Regions from separate parts of the Homo sapiens genome. Here region 1 is linked to region 2. Evidence: chromatin contacts called from ENCODE Hi-C or POLR2A ChIA-PET data. All regions are on one chromosome and are shown on one strand. The core of a region is the stretch at or near the end of the contact, and the rest is flanking DNA. Distances in the headings are between cores, read along the strand shown. Region 1 has its middle 24 kb from the start of FGFBP3-AS1. Region 2 holds the start of PPP1R3C (protein phosphatase 1 regulatory subunit 3C).

Evidence for each region. Hi-C counts contacts between places; a loop is a spot of excess contacts on that map. ChIA-PET counts read pairs that join two places held with the same protein, here RNA polymerase II (POLR2A). Pooled maps may share reads with other maps.
Region 1: a pooled map shows a loop between it and region 2 (2.0-fold over the local background). The contact joins the enhancer-like site here to the promoter of PPP1R3C in region 2. A Hi-C loop is called at or near these places in 1 of 50 pooled maps. POLR2A ChIA-PET finds 5 or more read pairs at or near these places in 3 of 52 experiments (AG04449, AG04450 and WTC11).

What each region holds. Positions count from the first base shown.
Region 1 is chr10:91,881,990-91,885,470 of GRCh38, forward strand. No RefSeq gene overlaps it. Among named protein-coding and RNA genes, the nearest start is that of FGFBP3-AS1, 24 kb to the right of the region's middle. RefSeq lists an enhancer at 1-124. Within about 2 kb of position 1,807, at least 9 of the 41 ENCODE cell types and tissues checked have a DNase peak (open chromatin) inside an H3K27ac peak, as active enhancers do.
Region 2 is chr10:91,631,203-91,634,502 of GRCh38, forward strand. It overlaps PPP1R3C (protein phosphatase 1 regulatory subunit 3C), which reads right to left and starts at 1,869. Exons shown (of 2, transcript NM_005398.7): 1 at 1,754-1,869. The coding sequence starts at 1,767. RefSeq lists enhancers at 1,500-2,001, 2,002-2,501 and a silencer at 1,836-1,975.

The DNA.
Region 1 (3,481 bases), core at 557-3,056, 250 kb after region 2:
ATCACATTGATGGGTAGAGCGCCTGTAGTCCCAGCTACTCCGGAGGCTGAGGCAGAAGAATCACTTGAACCTGGGAGGCAGAGGTTGCAGTGAGCTGAGATTGTGCCACTGCACTCCAGCCTAGGCAACAAAGTGAGACTCTGTCTCAAAAAAAAAACAAACAAAAAAAAGAATCCTTACACATGTATTTTTCCATAGTGGCTTTAGAATCAGTTTGTAAAATTTCACACTTCATCCCTCAAATAGGTTGACATGTTATTAGGTCATGAAAATTTTGTATATTAATTTAGGAAGAAATTAAGTTATATTATTGAATCTTTCTGTACAAGAATAGTATATAAGCAGACTGGGGAACACAGTGAGACCTGGTCTCTACAAAAAATTTTTAAACAAAAATTAACCAAGTGTAGTGGCATGCACCTATAGTCCCAGCTACTGAGGAGGCTGAGGTGAGAGGATTGCTTGAGCCCAGGAGGTGGAGGTTGCAATGAGCCGAGATCTCACCACTGTACTCCAGCCTGGGCAACAGAGTGAGATCCTGTCTCAAAATAATAATAATAATAATAATAGTGTCTCTAAGTAACAATTCTTCTCATTGTTACATTTATTCTTAGGTATATATTTTTTGTTATTATATAAATGGAATATTTTCTTCCATTACATCTTATAACTGCTTTTTATGTATAAATAGGAAAGCTATTAATTTTTATTTATTAATTTTATGTGCACCCATCTTACTGAATTTTTTTATTGTTTGAGATGGTTTTTCAGTTGATTTTCTTGGGTTCAGATAATATCTGAATTGGAAGTAAAAATAATTTTACTTTATCCTTTAAATTTTTTAAACTTTTTTTTTCTCTTGACTAATAACATCAGCTACTATTTGCAGAACAATGTTAAATAGTGATGGTGGGCAGTCTTATCTGGTTCTTGACTTTAAAGAAATGTTTCTAGTGTTCTTCCCTTAAGCATGAGGCTGGCTTTTGGCTTATATATAAAGTTGACTTATATATTTTAGTTACCAAAAGTGATTCTTACCAGAATCGGCTGGGGAATCTTCAGGTTAAAAATAGTCTTCTGCAGCCAGGGCAACTAGTGAAACTCCATCTGTACCACAAAATATATATATATATATATTTTTTTAATAAGCCGGGGGCAGTGGCCTGCTCCTTTAGTCCCAGCTACTCGGGAGGCTAAGGCCGGAGTGTTGCTTTAGGCCAGGAGTTCAAGACTGCAGTGAGCTATGATCCTGCCACTGCATTCCTGCCCAAGTGGCAGAGTGAGACCCTATCTCTAAAAAAAAAAAGGTTCCTGAGTGTTGCCCAGAGGGTCAGTTTCAGAAGGTCAGAGTGGGGCCCAGAAATCTATATTTTTCCTGAACTTCCTTGGTGGTTCAGATACAAGTAACATTCAGCCCAGACTTGAAGAATTCCAGTGGATAGAAAGCACTTTAGAGTCAGCTCTGGGCTCAAGAGGGCAGCTCTTTCCCCCCATGTCATTTACTCCCTCTGAGCCTCAGTTTCCCATGCTGCTAAAAGAGGGAGAATAATCACATATGCCCTGGCGACTGGAAGAGGGGCTAAGAGGCTCAGATGAGGTAATGTCTGTGAAAACATTTGGCAGACTAGAAACGGCATATAAATGTGAGGAGGCGTGACCTCACTGTGCCCAAGAGGAAAGATATTTGGAAAAGCCTGACTGATTTTCAGGGCTCGGCGACAGCTCCTAGCGAGACTTGGACAGCCTGCTTCAAAACCCACACTTACATTCCACGAAACACGCTCTGCTTCCTTGTCAACAGGCTTTGCGTCATGTTAGGTCAGCTTCCACTGCTCAGGGCTTTGTGCTGATCATGCATTACGGGTTGGCTTCAGAGGCACAGACACCTTACCGCCTGTGTGTGATCCAGGACTAATGAAAAAAGTCCTCTCCGGCCACACCCCGTTCCCTGCCTGGTCCCCGTGGAGTCTCCGGCATTTGAGAGAGCTTTTGTGGCTTGAATCTAAGTCACAAAACTCCCCCTGCTAATCCCATGGGGTCACAGTTGGACCTAGTGCTTCAGGGGAGGACCAATAAGACAGAATCCATTTTGCATTTCCCTTCCTGCTTTCCTACGGAGAGATGTAAAGGTCCCTAGAGGTGAATATAATAAGATAGAGCCAACGTGGGGATGTTGCTCCCTGGGGCGCTGCTTGAGTGGTGTGACATCATGTTCTTAGTCTGAGCTTCAATAGATCTCTTAGAATGTCAGAGACCCGTCTTCTCCTAGAAAAGGAGTTCCTACCCTGTGGTCTGTGAGCTAATGAAAATGCAGGCTGCCTCAGCCTGGATTAAAAGAGGTTTTCTTTCCCGTTTCCCATTTAAAGACCCTGTAGGCTTGAAATTACCATTTAAAGCAGGAGATAAATTGCCAGAGGCCATTTCATGCCAAGGTACATTACAGAGCAGAATGTCAAAGTGTGCTTAGCCAGGAGACAGTGATGGGCAAATCCTGCTCTCTGAGAGCAGCAGGCATAAAATGTGGCCCCCGGGTAGAGGGAGGGCCCTTGCTTCCAGCCCCCATACCTTGTCTCCCTTCACCAGCAGGAATATTCTTTCTTTTGTGGCCTCTTGTTTAGGCTGTTCTTGACCTTTCATAATTAAAATACTCTGAATTTTGGCAGGCCTTGCGCTTTTTTTTAATAAAGAGGGGGAAGCCATTTGAAGATAGAAACAAAATTGCTTGGATGGTTGCCTGTGAAGTTACAATTATAGCAATGACTGAAGATGGAGAACAGGAATTGAGAGAAGAGGGATTTTTTTCCCCTAGCTGCCAAAATGCTGGATTTTATGTCCTTCTGTGAGAGCCTGCCATTATACATTTTAGACCCTAACTCATCAACAGTGAGTGCTAAAAGACATTCTTGAGGAAGGACTGGTTTTTGGATACATCTAAATTTTTATTAGCTTTTGTTCCAGTATCAGTAAACATTCCTGAGTGCTTACTAGAGGCAGGGCAGTGAGAAGCAGAAGGACGAATCAAAGAACAATTATATCCTAGCACCTGCACCATGCCTGCTGGCCAAGTGTTTTCCTTGAGAAAACCTAAAAACCTTAGCTTCCCTCCCTTTGCCTTAGTAATTCCCCAAACTTTGCTGTTCATTGGAATCACCTGGAATGTTTTTTGGAAAATTCTGATCCCAGACTCTCACGCTAGACATTATGATTTGATTGTGGGGAGTTTTTTAAAGCTCCCCAGGTGATTCCAACGTCCAGCAGTGTTGGAGACCCACTGGCCTAACTTCCGCTCTTTCTTCAGGTTTCAGTTTAGCATTTCTTCCTTCAGGAAACCTGCCGGAATTCTCCTTCTTCCCCCGTCTTCACACAGCTGTGACCCCGAACCCGTGGAGTATCGCTCCTTGAGGGGCTCCTGCAGCACCTGGTACTTGGCCTTGGTGATATGGACCACTTGATTCAACACTCTTCCTCTGGTTGAATGGGA
Region 2 (3,300 bases), core at 619-3,118:
AACCTGTCTGGTCACTATGTCTAGGGAATTCATTTTCTTTCTTTCTTGTCTTTCCTCCTTTCCTCCTTCCCTCCTTCCTTCCTTTCTTCCTCTCTCTCTCTCTTTCTCTTTCTTCTTTCTTTCCAATTCCTGGGACTCAGAACTACTGAGGCAGAACTTCTGGGGCTAGGGCCAAGGGATGGGTATGTTCTTAAAGCTTCCCAGGTGATTCTAATGACCAGACAGGTTCAGGAGCCACAGTTCCAGACCCTCTGCTCCCTCTGGCTACGTTGGCTTATTTTGCTGCTAAATTGATTGACACTTCTCTGGTAAGGTAATTCACTTGAAAAAAAAAAAATAACATGCAACAGTTTTGAGAGTGAGAAGGCTAGAGAAGAAGTCAAAGAATCATCTTTGCACTTTGATTATCATGCTCTTATTTTTCACAAATAACCACTGAAATACAAGCCAACAATTCATATGCACTTAAAAACTATATAATTGATAATTCACCTAAAGAGATGCCCATGACAAGTCCACATTTAAGTGGAAAAACTGATTACCTGAAAGTTGGAGTGTTTTAAAATATACATTTTATATATACAAACTTATAAATATTGAAAAACTCTATAGGAAATACACCTTTCCTAATAATTTAATAATTATTATTTCTGGGTGATAGGATTATAGATTATCTATTTTCGTTTTTGTTCTTTTTTGGCATTTTCTAATAGACATTTATAAGTAGAAAGACAATAAAACCATTTAAAGTTTTAAACATGACTATGCTCAGCAATATTAAACCAAGAAGCATCTATAAAGAAGACTTTTCTCTGACCTTTAGCCCTCATCATATATTTCCAAGCTTATGGTATTAAGATTTTTTTCCCTATCTTAGCCTTACAAGTAAGAGGTGTGTGTATACTGTACACGACATTTCTCAGTCTGGCTTTAGTAACTCTCCTCACAGCAGCTCTAAACATGTATGCAAGTGGTCATTATCACAAAAGTGTGTAATAACACTCGCAGAATTTACTGTGTTAGCTCTGGGGTTTTTCTGGGAGATCTGCAAACTTAGAACAAACAAATGAAAGCTAAAGCTATATTTGTGGGTCTAATAATAGTTAATAGGCAGGATTTTTAGAGAAGTCTTCTGCTAAGCTATGTCTGGAGAAGCTATTTAAAGTAGTTTTATGGGAGGTTTTTTTTGGTTTTTTTGTTTTTTTTTTTTTACTTTTTGCATTTATAGAAAGACAGTTTTAGTTTGGGTGATTTCCTTGGAACTTTAAGTCCTGGACAAGAGTTAAAAGTAATCGTTTGCTCAAACTCTTGAGATTTTGCTATGGCAAACTGTGATAAGAAGGACGAATGAATGCAAACGTCGTCCTGTAATTTTTTTCCTCCAAGCTAAACCACCTAACCAGCAATGTCAGAGTGCTGTTCTCACCACTTCAGCTGCCCGAGTCTTTGGGACATTTGTGCAGGACCAAAAGAACAGCCGCATCCATGAGAAAATCCTAACTCAAGCTGATTCACGTTAAGATAATTTCTGCTTTAAGATGCTGATTACTAAAATAGGCTCTGCTTAAGAAATAGAGCCAAATTTCTACACCTCCAAGGCCTCTCGGTTGCCAGATTCAACTACGCAGTCAGTCCACTTGTCCTCCCCCTGGGGTGTCCATTTCCAGAGATGATAGAACTGAAACGCCCCCCAACTTCCCCACAGCTGCGCGTTCCCCTGTGTTCCTAGCGCGCAGAGTTGCAGCGAACCTACCTGGTGCAGCTCATTAGGCAGAGAGGCGGCGGACCCTAAAAGCCAGCACCCGCTGCCTGCACAAATTCGAACCACAGCTCCAGGCCTTGCCCCCGCGGCGGTCGCTGGGAGAGACTGAGGGCCCGGCGCCTAGAGGCCGCTTATCTGCTCCCAAGCACGTGACCCGATCCCTGGGACCAATCGCCGGGCCTCGAGCCCCAGGGCGCGACCAACCAGCGCCCAGCTGGGGCGCCAGCCCTCGCCCCGGCAACGTGATCGCCCCGGGGCGAGACGTGCAGAGAGCTATCTGGGCATCGCGGGGAGGTTCTGGGACTCCGCGGCCAGCTGGAACCAGCCGCGTAACGGGAACCCTGGGCTAGGGGCCGGGCAGGCACGTACCGCATGCAGCGGGCGCCGGCCAAGAGAGAGCGCAGCCAGCCTCGCCCAGGCGGGGCGCCAGTGCCTCAGGCTTGGGGCGGCTGTTACTTGGGAATAGCTTTGTGGGTCACTGCGGGTGAATCTGCACACAGAAGATGTGGCTCAAACCGAATGTGTATCGCATTTGAAATGTTTATATCGTTCATTACCCGGTGTATCCGCATTTCTCCCTCACCTTAGCCTGCGCGATCCCAAACTGGCTGCATGCTTTTCGATTAGTATGAGTTCACAGATGCACCACACAGTAGACAGCTGCCGGGAATTACCAACTTATCTAACAAATGTTGTTAGGAAAGCATACGAGCCCCATAAAACACCAAGGTGGCATTTAATTAAAAGACACTTCGTATTTCTGTCTATTCTTCAATTTTCTCCCCTGCGGGGAACACTAAAGCCGGAAGTGAAATGACCCTTTTCACACATACAGCCGGTCAAGAGGCAGCAGTCAACCCAAACCCCTTACTCAATTCTGACGTCCTTTGGCAGTGGTGTGGAAATCAAAATGTTAAAATAAAATTTAAAAAATCACGCCGTATGTTTCATGGGCCTTCTGAGCCACTCACTTTCGCTGAAGTTTCATTATTTTGATTAGTTTGAAGAATTTTTAGACCATCATTTACAACTGTAAAATTAAATGTCTAAGTCAAGTCTAAATTATTTTTATAAAACCCACATCCTAGTTTTGCTCCCCTAATTGAGCTATCCATTAGTCAATTAAAATATACAAAAATTCCTATGTCTTTTAAACAACTGTCAAACAGTGGAATTGTTAAAATTATTAGAGTGAAGAAAAAAATCACACTGAATATCACTGGGAAAGGGACTTCATGCCTGGGTTTTATTTTTGAAATGAAATATCTAACTAATGGCAGGTCTTCTAGCCCCTTTAGCTCAACCAAAACTAGCTGGAAGGTCTTTGGATTGACACTTACTAGCTACACGAATCTAGGCAAGTTCTAACCTCAGTTTCCTCATGTGTAAAACAGAGATAGTAACGTTCTGAAGATGAAGTAAGATGGTGCCAATGAACAGACTCAGCACGATGCCCAGTGCCTGTGTTCCACCCGGGCTAGTTCCCAAGTTTCTACTTGATCTCTCAGCTAGAGTTTTTACTCTATCACCTCAAGGCG